2 separate regions of the Mus musculus genome follow, and region 2 is linked to region 1. Evidence: chromatin loops called from intact Hi-C (ENCODE). Cell type or tissue: heart. All regions are shown on one strand.

The links. Peaks named below come from ENCODE experiments on the same cell type or tissue, not always from the same donor. Only the 100,000 strongest peaks of a DNase experiment are listed, where the experiment ranks them.
Region 2: a loop joins it to region 1, with 2.0 times the contacts of the local background. A loop is called at or near these places in 4 of 42 quality-filtered maps.

The regions. Positions count from the first base shown.
Region 1 is chr6:84,636,865-84,644,864 of GRCm38, forward strand. All of the region lies in intron 20 of Exoc6b (exocyst complex component 6B), which reads right to left. Among named protein-coding and RNA genes, the nearest start is that of Cyp26b1, 47 kb to the left of the region's middle. In heart, a CTCF peak has its summit at 4,308; DNase peaks (open chromatin) are centred at 1,517 and 3,877; H3K4me3 peaks cover 319 bases; H3K27ac peaks cover 740 bases.
Region 2 is chr6:84,733,731-84,741,730 of GRCm38, forward strand. All of the region lies in intron 20 of Exoc6b (exocyst complex component 6B), which reads right to left. Among named protein-coding and RNA genes, the nearest start is that of Cyp26b1, 140 kb to the left of the region's middle. In heart, a CTCF peak has its summit at 3,393 (motif pointing left); no DNase peak of the experiment used is centred here.

The DNA of each region.
Region 1 (8,000 bases):
CATGACTACTTGGCATCTGTTATGGATTCTTATATCATGTGCGCGCGCGCGCACACACACACACACACACACACACACACACACACACCACTATAACTTTCCACAGGTTACCTTTTTATCCATCCTTATAATTTCTAGACCTATCCATTTTGATCAGTCCAAATTTGTTTATTCATCAAAATGTTAAATAGTACTCTCCAGGATATAAGAATATCAAAGCACACTACAATATACTTCTCAGCTTGTTTCTGGTGAAGAGTTGCCCAAGTGTGTTCTGAGTGGCAAGGGAATGTAATTAATGTCTGCTGGCACTCAGGGCAGATAGCAGGTTAGGTGAGTGTGGTAAGAAGACTGTCACCACACTGTATGATGTAAAAATGTCAGGCCAGTGTTGTAAGCAACTCCTGAACTTGATTCATAGCAAGTGACACAAGGAAAATGCAGGTATCAGTCCAGACCTAGACCTGAGTGAGTAGACTAAAAGGGTCCTTCTATCCTTGGAAGAGAACACACAGGAACACACATTAAAGACCCAGTGGGGAAGCCTGTGTTGACCAGAATGAAGATGCACACAAGCCATCCCTCCTCTGCAGTAGGAAGTGAGGGTTATATTCCCACTTTAGAATCCTTAGGATTGAATCCATCTTCAAAGACTCTTCTAAGGAATGGAAGGCTCAGTTGGCACGGCAGGATAAGCTCTGCTCTCAGGGCTTCCTTCTTTGACTATATTGCCTCTGAAATTCTCCTAGGAGCAACATGCCTGTTAGGCGGCAACTGAGCTGGGTAGGAGAAATTAGGAGAAAGAAGAAACTTGGGATGGGAGAGTTTTAAACCACTTGTTCTCAGAAGTCTGAGAAGAAATCTGTACACATGAACTGACTCTACCTTCTTATGTGATTGGAGCAGTAAGCATGTATACTTTTTGAAGGTATGAGGATCTTGATCCAGCATTTAATCGGTATATTTATTATCTCCTCATTAGAGCATGGCCCGTTATGGAGGTTCATTAAGTCACTAGGGATTTCTGAATCATAAATTTAATGAATTTCTGTTAAAACCTGTCCCCCAAGGATGGCCTTGTTGGACATCAGTGGGAGGAGAGGCCCTTGAGCCTGAGGGCGTTTGATGTTCCAATGTAGGGGAATGCCAGGGCAAGAAGACCAGAGTGGGTAGGTGGGTGGGTGAGCACCCTCATAGAGGCAGGGGGAGGGAGGATGGGATAGGGGGTTTCTGAAGGGAAGACCTGGAAAGGGGAAAACATTAGAAATGTAAATAATGAAATATCCAATTTTTTAAAAAAAAAAACCCGTTCCCATCAAATTAGGACCTGAAAGAGGTACAGTAAGTGAAAGCACACTTGAATGTTGGCTATCACAGTTGTCAGCATAGCCACCACAGAGGTGTCATTATTAATCAAAGGTTCCACTGCCCTTTGTGAACTTAACAGGGACAGGAACCTCTTTGACTTCTGCTTCAATGTAACAGCAAATCAAGCCCCTGGCTCTCACCCAGGCTACAACTCCCTTTTCCATCCTGTCCATGTTCTTTGGACCAGAGCCATCTGGACACTGAAGATTACCATTTGTCACATGACTTGTTCCTGGGAATTGAGTTTCATTAAGGAAGGACTTCAGCAAGTGCCAGGTCATCAGTAGAGAGGTTTAAGAGAGCATCCCAAGTTTAGACACTATAAGGATGAACAGTTTATACTTTCCCCTGTGATCTCTCTCATGTCTACAAGAAAGTCAACACAAAGTACAGACCAAGACAAAACTGGAAAATCTTATTCTAGGTAGTCACTTTGTCTAGTCCTTTCCATATTATGACAGTCCATGTTTCTGACTTGAAGATGTCATCTTTACCTAAGTTTCTGCATTAGCTTTTCAATTCCTGTCCCTGCATGATTCACAACTCTGAGGTGGAGATAGAGGGTGTTCAGGTGGCCATGAAGCCTTCCCTTATGCTGTCCTAGAAAGCTGTTCTGAGGCCATCTCTGACACCTTGCCTAGGGGCTGCAGTCAGCTCATGCCTCTAATACTTTCTCATAATTCATGTGCTCTGGGACCCATTACCAACTTCTTTAAAGTGGAAATAACTTGGTTTGATGAAGTGCTCTATAGAGCCTGCCATCTAGCAAATGTCAGCCTGCACCAGCAAAGACGACAGTACAGACACTGAAGATAGCAGCATCCCCACACCTTATACTTTTTCTGATTTAGAAAGACTTCTTTTCTTTTCTCCTGTCAGATCCTTCATACTTTGAAGAGATCTTCAAAAACCGTCTTCCAGTCTCTGGGAACCATTTCATTTGCTGGTACAATAGTCTATCTGAAATTACTAGCTATTTATTTGGCCTAGTATCCTTTGGAAGACTATAAAACTGTCATATCAGTCTATTTCTCTCTGCTTCTACCTATACACAGATCTAGACCCATGGGAATTTAGGAAAGTGTGTGTGTGTGTGTGTTTTCTATTTTCTGATCCCAGAGAGATACCAAACATAATAACCAGGAGATTTTACAGCTAAAGGGTGTGTCTTTTTAGATGTTCAGTACTTTTGACTTCCTTTACCATCAGCAACAGCTAAATGATGAAACTCTATACTTTATGTATAGCTGCTAATGAGCAAGGAGTTCTAGAAGCTAACTCAAGATAAATACTTGCTGTGCCAACTAGTTTTATGTTAACTTAATGCAAGCTGGAGTTATCTGAAAGAAGGGAATATGAACTGAGAAAATGCCTCCATAACATAAATGTAGGGCATTTTCTTGATTAGTGATCAAGCAGGGAGGGACCAGACCTTTGTGGGTGGTGCTATCCCTGGGCTGGTGGTCCCGGGTTCTATAAGAAAGTAGGCTGAGCACATCATGGGAAGTAAGACAGTAAACAGCCCTCCTCCATGGCCTCTGCATCATGTCTTCCTTCCAGGTGCCTAGAGTTCTTGCCTTGACTTCCTTTGGTGATGGAGTATGATGTAGAAGTGTAAGCCAAATAAACCCTTTCCTCCACAGCTTGCTGTTGGTCATTATGTTTCATCACAGCAACAGAAACGCTGACTAATATACTGCCCAGGACAATTTGCTGAGCCTTCATCTAGTCTGGAAGCACCCATTATGCATCCATTTGCAAGAAGTTAGACCTGAAGTACAGCAGAAGTCTCTCCCCATATAGATTAGTTCTGGCCCAGCAGCTCTGGACTTCCGGGCACAGGGCTGATGATAAGTGAGGGTTGTCTACACCCCTATTTTTTTTTTCTTTAGGCTGTTCAGGGTCAACTGTTGAATACTCCTAACCTTGGGCATTAAAAACTGCCTCTATATACTTAGAATTCTCTTGGCCGAGTGGGTTGAACTACAGAGTTCCACCCAATGGATGAACTTGCATTGGGCTGAACACTGTAGCACAGCCCTACATGGAGGTAGTGTCTGCATCCTGTGCAGACACTGTCCTCAGCTCTTTCTGATGCCAGCACAGCTCCTGTCCATCCTCCTGTTTCAGTTATATCACAGATACTTTTGCCGCTCAGCTGTGAGCAATTTGAGGGCATGTCCATTTTTGTCTTTGCTTGTTAGCTGTGTGGTAGGGAGTGAAGGAACTCAGTGAGGCCTGCTGACTTGGGACTGAGAGCACCACAGAAGGATGGTGTCCTGACCCAGCTCTGAGTGCCTGGCAGCAAACATCACCTCTGGTGCTAACCCTGCTTTCCCAAGGTTGGTTCCAGGAGCTGGCTCACGTAGCGCTGGTCTACAATCTCTTGTAGTGCTTCTTCATCTCTAGCAGGCAAATAATGGGTGGAAAGGCTCAGTCACAGGAGATTGGACTGTTTACAGTTGGCTGGGCCAAGATTAGTGTGAGCACAACATATGCCAGGTTCATTGGAAGTTACATTTCCCTTTTGTTTACACATTGTAGAGGAGAAGACCAGAAGGGGGGCGGGGGGAGGTGACCTCCTGTTAACCTCGCTGTCTGCTAGAGGCCGCTGCCCTCACCTCTGAATGAACTTTCAGATTATCTCACACAAGATTCACCTTGCGCTGAACTTGTGCGCCTGCTCTGAAGGCCCCAGTCACGTAGATGTGATTAAACATTACAGAGTGGCCATAAATTTACAGAAGTATTATTGTGGCTTGCTTTCCTTTCTTCTTTGGGAGAGGAAGAGAGCAATGGGTTTGGAACAGTGGGGGAGTTTAAAAAGGAAGTCCATAGTCAAACAAACAGTTCCTTTTTGCGGTTCTGAACAAAGAAGAAAACAAGGCATAGGTGTCCCAGAAAGAAAGGGAGAAATATTGGTCAGGAGAGGAGTCAGAGCTCTAGAGGGCTGCAGAGCCCCATTCTTAGCAGCAGAGCTGTGGTAATCAAGGCCCTATTTCTAGACAACCTCAAAGTTCACAGGGGACACTCGAACTGGTCTGCCCTGAAGGGACCCTTGAGAGAGAGGGAATACTTTCCCTTGAGCTTGCTTCATAGTTCAGGAAAGTGACAGGGAAAGAGGTGAGAAAGAGGAGGCTGCAAGCGTTTTCTTCTTTCAGCTGCTATGAGCATTTGAGACATTTCGACAGAGAGAGGACCATGTTCTAGAGGAAGCATCCCAGCTGACCAGATAACCCAAGAACATTTATTTCTGTGATCCATTATTTTATGCTTAAAGTAGAAACAAAAGTATCTCACTGAAAGTTTGCTAAACTCTCTAGAATTCCAAAGCCAAGAGGTGCCTACAACCAGCCTGTGTTACCTGTGAGACAATGAGACTTCTACAACTAGGGAGTATTCTATTTGATCCAAAAGACTTGGAAAAAAAAAAAGTGGTCAGGAAGCCCAGACTGAGGTGACAGGAACTGGCCAGAAAAGCCACCTTTGGAATGAGTTGTCTTGTCTCTGGTTACTTCCATGGCAGTGACAGAGTGCTTAAGAAGCTCACTGTCACCATAGCTGGCGAGGCAGTGTCCCCCAAAGCCCAGAGAGGGTCTGTCTACATAAGGAAGGCAGCCAATGGCTTAACTGAGTGTCTAAGAGTAGAATTCTGAAAACAGAATTAATAATGCACCAGAGTTTATGTCAGTCAGACTAAGCTCCCCCATGGTTCCTTAGAGCCAGCTGAAGGCCCCACCTCCTCTAGGAACCCAGAACCCATCTGTATACATGGAAAGTGCTCTTACATAGGTTCCCACTCCTCTGTTTGTCCCTCACAACTGACGATATCAGTAAACCAGAGAAACCTGACTATTTTGAGTCTGTAGCCTCCAGAATAAATGTCAGCTCTTTGAGGGCCAAGGCCCACACCATATGTGTGTGTGTGTGTGTGTATGTGTGTGTGTGTATTGTGTCTAAAGTCCTAGAAACTAACAAAAAGCTCTTGATATTCTACTGCTTTTGTGTTTCTTCTTCTATTAAAATTATTAGTTTTCTTGTGCACTTCTGTAAGAAACGTACATGCTTTAAAAATTAGAAAACATTTTAACACAAAAGCATAACAGAAAGTGACCACTCATAATTTTATCTCCAGGGGATAATGAATGTCAACAACTTCATGTCTGGCTTTTAAGAATCCCATAATCAGCCACCAAACCCAGACACTATAGCATATGCCAGCAAGATTTTGCTGAAAGGACCCTGATATAGCTGTCTCTTGTGAGGCTATGCCGGAGCCTGGCAAATACAGAAGTGGATGTTCACAGTCATCTATTGGATGGAACACAGGGCCCCCCAATGGAGGAGCTAGAGAAAGTACCCAAGGAGCTGAAGGGGTCTGCAACCCTATAAGTGGAACAACAATATGTACTAACCAGTACCCCCAGAACTCGTGTCTCTAGCTGCATATGTAGCCGAAGATGGCCTAGTAGGCCATCACCTGGAAGAGAGGCCCCTTGGTCTTGCAAACCTTATATGCCCCAGTACAGGGGAATGCCAGGGCCAAGAAGTGGGAGTGGGTGGGTAGGGGAGCAGGGTGGGGGGAGGGTATAGGGGACTTTTGGGATAGCATTTGAAACATAAATGAAGAAAATATCTAATAAAAAAAAGAATGTTTTCTTACCCAAAATAGAGTACATTATACATGCTGACAAAAGCCTATTCCCTGAATACAACATGTCTTTCCCATGTAGGGAGATAGCGCAGCGTGGTGCCTTTCACACACATGTAGACTATGCAGTAGGGATGCATTTTGTATACAGATTTTTAAATGTAGATTATCTTTCTTCATCATTTTGAAAGATTCAGATCGTTTGCTTTTAATGGCTATCTAAACTGAACACATCCCTTTTTAATGAATATTTCCCTCCAGTCCTTTTCTCTATTATCCAGTGCCTTGATAGAAACATGTAAAATATATCTTTGCATATTTCTTTAATAATTCCATCAAAGATGACAATATGGGTGGGGTGGAAACTGGAAGGCCTCTAAAGCTGACTGGCCAGGCCAATCAGTGACCTTCAGGTTCAGTAAGAGACCCTGTTCAAAGGTGGAGATGGGATCAGAAAGACACTTTTGGCTCCACTGCATGCTTACAAACATAAACACAAAAAATACATACCACACAATCAGAAGAGATGACAGTATAATGCAATGGGTAAATGGTTCTGGATCTAGGCAGCCTGAGGTAGATTCCTGGCTTTTCCATTAGTCACTTTCATGACGTTGGACAAGTTACTTACTCTTTCTTCTTTATTCCCTCCCTCTCTGGAACTTGCTGGCCTACTCCAGTCTCCTGAGTGCAGTGACAACATAACCAGTGATGTATTACACTTTCTGTGATCCAGCTTCATCCCCTACAGGACAGGATGGGGATAGTACACCTATCAGGTTGTGGTGCAGGCTGAGTACTCAGAACAGTGCCTTTCACATTGCTGTGCTGAACAAAAGCCACCAACGGTGAGGACTGATAATGGCAATACATCCCTAAGAACAGGATTTGAAGTCAGAGATCTGGGTTGTCATTGATTACTATCCCTCCAGATTTTATACTCCCATTAGGAGGTGTCATGGGTGTTTGGGAACAGAAATACTCCTCAAAGAACCTATTTCTGTTAGAAATACCAAAGGGGCACACTCATAAAAGCTTTAGGTGTATAATATTCTACCATAAGATCTTGTGCTTCCTTCTCTTCCTAAATCATAAATGCCAACAATAATCATGAGAATAAATTGTAAATACTGACACACTGGAAAGAAGGTTGTAGCCTGCTGTACTTAAGATAGTGCTTTATGGCTTGCAAAATGTTTTCAAATGGCTACACTTTTAAGTAGGAATACCACCTAAATTATTTGCTGTGAAACGTTATACTTTCAAATGGTACAGTGAGGATAGTTAGGCTACAAAGTGACCAAAGATGCTTATATTGATCTTTCCCCCAACCCCATGTTATACAGCCTAGACTAGCCTCAAATTCACTATATGGCCCAACTGAACCAAATTCTCCACTGTCCTGCCTCAGTTTCCTGAGTGTTGGGATTATAGGGGTGTGTCAGCACACCCAATAAAATGGCAGATCTCATGCCAATTCCTTCCTAGTCCCTTAGATTTAGCTCTACACCTCCAAACGAATTTGGCCCTGGGGAGGGGGGCTTCTTGCACCCTGCAGCTCTCCTCTCCCCTCATATCTTTTGGTTGTTTTTTTCTAGAAACCTTTCATTTCACTATCAGACATTAAGAAGCACATTTTCTTTACTCTGGCCTTGCAGCCACAGGTTTTCCTCTCTCTTCTCTCTAGAAACTCTTATCAAATGAGCTCAGAGGAAGTGAGCTATAGACACCCTTGATCTCTGAAGGGCTTGGAATATTTTCAATTATGCAACTTTGCTCCCTCCATCAAATGTAAGCATTAACAAATATAGTAAGTTATTCTAAACAAAATCGTTTTTCAAAAATTTAGGTTTCAAGGGAAGCAAAGTCTGCTATTCTTAGGACTTCCCTAAAATTCTCTTAGGTCTCTTCCTTGCTACCAGGAAATGTGAGTGTTCTACTATATTAGAAATTAAGTTTGTTTCCACCAAAGACCCTGTGC
Region 2 (8,000 bases), 97 kb after region 1:
GATAAAAATTTTACTTTAACAATATCAGAAAAATAAAATGGGTCAGTGAATGATGGTGCCTGCTCTCAAGTCTGATGACCCCGTCCCAGGACCTGTACTGTAGAAGAAGAACCAATTACAAGAACTTGTCCTCTAACAACCACACATGCTCACACAAACACACACACACACACACACACACACACACACACACACACACAAACACACACTCACACACATAATGTAGTAATTTTTTTAAAGTGTCAAAATGAACCATTGCACTATCAAATACCTGCAAAGGTATAGAAAGACTGTAACCCCGATGAATTGCTGGTAGGGATGCAAAATGAATAAGTCTCTTTGGGAAGTAGATTGATAAACAACCTTTGATAAAGTTAAAATATACTTTTATTGATTTAGTAATTCTACTCTCAAATACTTACTCTGAAGAAATAAGAATATATGTTTACTCAAAATCCCATATACTCCTGTTTATTATAGATTTATTCATAATACCCCCAACATAGAAGTAAACCAAATACTAATCAACCGGTAAATGAGTAAGCAGATCATACATATGAATACATACTATTAGATGATAGCGATGAGTGAATAAGTAACATAGGCCCCAGTATGGGGAAACTCCAAAGGCAATATGCTGAGTGAATCAAAGCATAACTACCATACAGCATGCTGGAAAAGACAAAACTGTGATGTCAGAGAGATCACAGTATGATCTGAAGTGGTAATCAGATCGTGGGACGACCTGCATTCTTATTCATGATGGTGAGAACGGAAAATGGTCTAACAGAGAGCAGTTTGAAATTTTAAAAGAACAAGGTTAATCATGAAGCCTACATCCACATGAACACTTCCACGGTAACAATCTTAGCAACTTTGTTTACAGTGACCTGAATTAGTTACTTTTCTGGGGTTGTGATAAAATGCCTTGACCAAAGTGACTTATGGATGAAGGTTATTTTGGATCATTCCAGAGGGAGACAAGCAGCCACAGCATGGAGCTGAGAAGTCACATCCTCAACCAGGAAGCAGAGAGAAGTGCAAGTGACAAGAGGCTTTAAACTCTGAAAGCCACACCCCACTACACTATTCCTGTATCAGAGCTACAGCTCCCAAACCTACCCAAACAGCACAGCCAAGTAGAGACCAAGAACTCAAATGCCAGGGACTATTTGGGATAATCCTTATTTAAACTACCACATAGTTCAAATCAAAAACAATGTGCACAAAAATGAACAGATTAACAGCTAAATAATAACAGATCAGTGTAAAAAACTTAATTCCTCAATAAAAAGAAGAACCACTGAAACAGTTATCCCTGTGAAGACATCACCAAGTATCATGCGGAACTACAGAAGCCAGACAGAGTACACTAAAGAGTATCAACTCTAGAATTTTCAAAATACACTTGAGTGACTGCCTGTGGTCCAGGAGATGGACCAACTTCAGAGAAGCAAAAGAGATTCTATGCACAACAGAATTGGTGCTCATAGGAGTTGGTGCTCATAGGAGAATGTATACTTACCCAAAATAAAAAACCCCACACATTTCATTGGAAACAAATTATACCTTCACTAAACTGATTTTTAAGAGTTTTAAAACAGTTTAAAATGTTTGTTATGTTAAATTTAAAAACTTAAATAAAATGACACAGGTATTATAATACACACATAATAAAGACCAGAGGGAGGCTCACAAAAGTACAATTTTACTGGGATTAGCTTTACTTTATATCTTTAAAATTATTTTAATATGCAATTGTCTTTTTTCTAAATAAATATCTTTTAATGCACCCCCACACACAAATAACCAAAGCCACCAACTTGTAATTGATTATAGGCAAGAGAAAGCCAGATTCATGTTCTTTTCAGTCATCACTGTGCTTAGCAGAGCTGAGAACATTTAATAGCTGCTATTCTCAATTTCTCACTCACCAGGAGTCTCGGAACATGAGAAGACAGCAACAAAGGGGTCGCCTGATGTAGACTGTAGATGCTGTGCCTACACAGACACCATAAAACAGGAGTAACAATGGCTAGATAGTAACAGTCCTACTAACTCAGGTATACGCTAACCAAGCATTAAATGCCATGATTATATTATCTTACTTAATACTTACACCAATCTTATAAACTTTGTAAGTTAAAGACTTTTGTTTTGTAGGTCAAAAATTACATTTAAGATCAATAATTTAATTAAATATCACAGCTAGTAACCTACAAGTGCCCAGCTCCAAACTTCTTGACATCATGCTGCCTTGCCAACAGTACAAGTTCGAGAAAGTATACTCAACCACAGAGAAGAGAAAAATTAAGAGTTCCTAAACTAAGAGGTTTGAGACACTGCTGACCATTTGGCCACCATAAGCCTCGGAAACACAGCCTTTTGCTGGCCTCCTAAAACAGATATTGAGTTTCTAGATTAACTGAATATATCTCAGTTGCTATATAAAAACTAGGAGTCAAGCTTTTTTGGTTGTTTGTTTTGTATTTGTTTTTGTAATTTTTTTCCCTACTGGTTATTTCCTGTGAGTTTTACCAGTATTTAAAAGAGGGTGGGGGTGCTGAGGGTATCAGAGGAAGGAGAGCTGTCTTTCCAAAGAAATACTATCTAGGAAGGCTTCATAGTCAAGTTCGATTTTACTTCAGAGTAAGAGTTCTCTTAGACTGTCCTATCATCTTTCTTTTCCTATAACTTCAGTGAGTTGTTTTATCCCTGGAAATCAACAGACCAGGAAAGAAATAATACAGGATAATCAAGAAGGAGCTACTGTAAAAAATGGTCCACCCGTGGGTATGGCTGCTTATACACAAACCTGTTGCCTCTGCAGGCCCCTGCTTGCTGTTATCTTCTCTTGGAAAGGACACCCTTCTTCCTGGGTCCACTGCCTCAGAGAACCAACCTTTGTAACTTGCCTTTGCTCCTCTACTCTACTCTGCGCTTTCTCGTTTGTATGACTGCTCTGTTTCAGCTTACCCCTTAGGTCTTGATATCCCCCATGGAGTCTGGAACTGTCTTAGTGCATCAGGAAGCAAGCACACTAAGCTCAAAACAGTGTGGCTGTACCATGGTGCTCTGTCCACCCTGTGATGGACTGTAAGGATGTAGACTGTCCTTCTGGTTTCCTTCCTTCACTGAAGCCATTTGCTTCTCCTTTCTCACCAGTCTTTATTCCTTTATCCATTCATGGTTTCTGAACTTGCCTAGAAGAAATCTTTAAGTTAGGGCTCTCTGGATTCTTTTGGGCACTTGCACCCCAGGAGTCTAGGGAGCTTGGAATAGTTTATAGCAAAGGTTTGTTGTTGTTGCTGTTTCGTTTTATTTTCCCCAAAATGAAATATGCCCCAATTCCCTAAATCTAGACCTTTGCTGTCTCTCACTGCTGCCCTCCAGTGGCTGTCAGAGATTCAGTGATGTAGGTGTGAGACAAGTTTCAGGCCTGGCTCTGCTGCTTCCTCTTTGGACTGAGTGTTCTCCAGTCTGACCCTAGATAGTAGAGCTAGCAGACCTCAGGTCAGTATTCAGAACCACGGTGCTTTCACTCAGCTAGCGTCAACACAACCTCCAACACTGCTCACAGGGAGACACATCTGTGATGAATCTCCTACCTCTCTTCTTAAAGTTGGGACTGTGTCAAAAAACCCCAAAGTTTCAAATTTGTAGGTATGCATATACATGCCAGGTATTAAATATGGGGAAGAGCACCTGAATTGGCCTTTTTTAAAAAAGGGAATCAGAACATAGTGGAATTCCTCAGGCTATCTTGCAGGCTCCCCAGGTATGATGGTTTGTATATGCTCAGCCCAGAGAGTGGCACTTTTAGAAGGCATGGCCCTGTTGGAGTGGGTGTGGCCTTGTTGGAGTAGGTGTGTTACTGTGGGTGTAGGCTTTAAGACCCTCATCCTAGCTGCCTGGAAGTCAGTATTCTGCTAGCAGCTTTCAGATGAAGATGTAGAACTCGGAGCTCCTCCTCTACCATGCCTGCCTGGATGCTGCCATGTTCCCTTGATGATAATGTTCCTTTATAATAATGGACTGAACCTCTGAACCTGTAAGCCAGCCCCAATTAAATGTTGTCCTTAAAAGAGTTGCCTTGGTCATGGTGGTCTGTTCACAGCAGTAAAAGCCTAACTAAGACACCAGGCATCTAAGATGAAGCAGAAGGAGCTCAGTGACACACTCTATGGACTAAGGCAGAAGCCACCAGGAAGCTTCTATACTATGATTGTTAGGGCTTTGCTCACAATCAGAAATGGAATATAGCCCTGACTTCTGTGCTGACAGACCTGGTAGGGAGGTCTGGAGAGTGATGCTATCACCACACCCAAGGTAAATTATGGTGGCCCTGCTGATGTAAAGATCCCAGGGTTGTGGCAGACCAGATCCATTTGTGGAAATTTCTGTTCTACCACGCAGTAGAAAAGGTCTTCTGTACTCTTCCAAGCTGCAGTAAAATATGTGGACAGTCAAGCTAACTCCTGTCTATGGCCAGGTGGGGTGAAAGCAATAAAAGAAGATGATAACTAGGGAGGCCCCCTAGCTAGAAGGCCAAACCTAACAGATTTTTCATGGGGAAATATTCTAAAAGTCTGCTGTTTTGCTTCTGGGCACCCAAAAGAGCTTTCTCCTAACCTACCTAACCAAAAGAACTTGGCTTTCTGTCATCATGTATTTGTCATTAAAACAATAAAAGAACCCTAGGAAGGTCCATAACATAAGACATCCATAAGCAGTGTTGCCAGGCACACAAATGATTCACAGGAAGAACCATCAAACAGGCCAAAAGCTAACTATCTACCAAATGCCACCCCACAAAGAACCAAGGCCTTATGACCTACTGCCAGAAAGTAGGTCTCTTCATCATCTGAGGAAATCAAACACTAGAAGATACATTGCAGAGTTCACCTGATCTTCCAGTTTCCCTTCAAGGACCCAGCCTTTACTGAATGAATGAACGAATGGTAAACTACCATGGCTTTCATGTAGTTGTCCTTTACTAGCAGTTTTTCTTCTTCAATTCTCAGCCTCCCTAAAGCAATTCTGTACAGACTTTTGTAACTAGTACTCCTCTATGGCAAGAGGATACTGAGCAGAAAACGTCCTTCCCTCATCAACCTATTTGTCTCTGACTGGCAGGTGACTCCTGAGCGTGCAGGCTGGCACTCAGGTTTACACACAGTCAAAAAGGAGCCCTGCCAAACAGCAGTGCTTAGAAGGGGGTTCTACAAAAAGACCTCATCACTGTGCCCTATCATGACCTATGCTGAGCCAGTCATAGTTTTTATAAGGTTATAAGCAGCATATGAAGATCTACCACATAAGGAACAGGATATATTTGCTATCAGTTTCCTTTGATGTAGGAGGCATAATCTTGAAGGGCACAGGTGTCGGCAAAACATATTATTTCATCAAAACAACAAAAAAACTGTTTCCAAAGACCCAAAGACCACCTTGTTGAAGTTAGTTACCATTTTAATGCTAGGTTGGTGTTACCTCAAGCTAAAAGTCCTTTCCTGAGAATCTGAATAGCAAAGTATAGCATAATTATCCTTGCCTGGGGATCTTGCAGGAAGTTCTGCAGCTGTACTTAAAATTGAACAAGTGTGGCTGCACACACACAAATGAGCTAATGAAAGTGACATCTCCTGGAAGCACCAGGACTACCCGAAGAGTGACTACAGGAAGAGCAGAAAGCTGAAAAGCATGCTTTCAAGCCAGAGTGGCTAGAAAAACCCAAGTCTATAGAGAAGGGCCCTGTCACCTTCACTGTATTCTATTCACCCTTCAATGGTGTGAAGCATGATGGTAAATATAAGATAATGCTTCCTGAATCTGGAAATTGGCATCTGTACTCAACTGCTTGCTGTGCCTATGTCACAACACAAATTATGGCCAGCAGGAAGGACTTCTGATGACAGCGAGAACAGAGAGATATGTGCAGGTAGTCAGATGTGCTACCATGACCTCGCAATCTGGATTTCACAGTTGCTCTGTCATCTCTCTCTACACGCCCTAGCTTAGTGGTGCGGATTGTCTTTACCAGGACAGGCTGCTTTAAGGCTTAGGAGTGCCCACACTTTTGGCATTATAACATGGTGTTGCCATCAAATATTCAAATAGAAGAACTGCACATCTGGATTACAAACAATAGCAAACAAGTATCATAAAGTTTTAAACAAGTTATGATTTTTGTGGGGCCACATTCAGAGCTGCCCTATGTGGCCTATAGGTCATGGGTCAGACACAGCAAGACCTTTCCTTCCAGACCTACTATCCATATGAGTCTCATAGTCCACAATTTATCAACCTATTTATTTTTGACTGGGGCAGATGATGCCTGAACTTGCAGGCTGACACACTCACATTCACACATAATTGAAAAGGACCCCTGCCAAGCAACAGTGCTTGGGAAGGGCTTCTACAAACACAATTATTGGCCTAGACAGCTCCCTCCTATGATGGTTTGAGTGAAAATGGCCCTATAAGCTCATATATTTAGCTGATTAATTTCTAGTTTGGTGGAACTGTTTTGGGAAAGTTTAAGAGTTATGACTTTGTTGGAGGAGGTGTGTCACTATAGTTGGGCTTTGAAGTTTCAAAAGCCCACGCCAGACCCAGCTTCTTTTCTCTGCCTCCAATTTGTAGATCTGTTCTAAACTCTCCTCTACAGCTCCAGTGCTGTACCTGCTTGCCTGATGCCATGCTTCTCGCCATGATGGTCAAGGATTCACCCTCTCAAACTGTAGGCAAGCCACCAATTAGGTGCATTCTTTTATAAGTTGTTTTAGTCATGCTCTTACAGCAATAGAAAGGTAACTAAGACACCTGATGAAGGGGTCTTAACACTTCCCTCTGATGCCCACCACCAAGACTCTCTTTCATGAACTCATTCCCCTCCTATACAGCCCCTAGTACTATTCTCCAGGAATCTTTGTGCCAGGCATGGCAATGCATTTCCATAATTCCAGCACTCAGGAAGTTGAGGATCCAGAGTACAAATCCAACCTGGGCTACATGGTGAGGGCCTGCCAATAATAATAATAATAATAATAATAATAATAATAATAATAATAATAATAAATATAATCTTATAAACAACAATGATATAAATATAATTTTATAAACTGTCTAAAAGCCTCTCACAACAACAATGTTAATAATACAATAAATATAATCTTATAAACTGTCTAAAAGTCCCTCACATTCCAGCAGTTGAAGGACTAATATGAAGAAGCACTTGTGGGAGGTAGTTTTATGCTAACAACTTCTTGTTTGTGATAAGAAATGATAACTTGCACCTGGGGCCTTTTGAAACATGGAGCTGCCCAACTCCTACTTGCCTCTGGTAAAGTCCCCCAGTTAGTCAGTAGTTTAGAATGGTTAGCCTGTGAATCAAAGTATATTTTAATGTGTGGTAGGTCACAGAATCATCCATTGATGTAAGTGGACTTTCTACTAAGACTAGCATTTAAATAATTAACAGAGGGAAGGTTCATTTTAGGAATAACATAATGTTCATTAGAAATAGATATTTTATTTCAAAACAAAATTTTTATTGAGTAGGATCAAGACACAATAGAAAATAGGAAGTGAAGCTGGACAAAGGTTTCTGAACTGTTTTCTGGTTCTAAGTGGAGACTAACTCAAGTTACTGATTCCTTTTACCTTAACAGAAATAGCACCATAATCTATTCCACAACCAGAAAGAAATGGACAGGCAGCTCTTTAGACACTACTGTTGTTTTTAAGGCAAGCCCTGCATCTGCAATGGAAATGCACTGTGTTTACTTTAGATGCAGGGAAGAAGTTGGGGAATAAGTGCCCTAGAGGGAATATCCCCAGCTCACTCTAAAAAAAGCCCAGATATCTTGGGATGGCTCAGTGTGGAAGTGCCTTGCCAACAAGCTTCATTCAGGAGATCTGATGCAATGTCATAGGCTTGTTCATTCAGCTTTAAAAACATTTAATGCAGATTGAAAGTAACTGCTGGGGCTACAAAG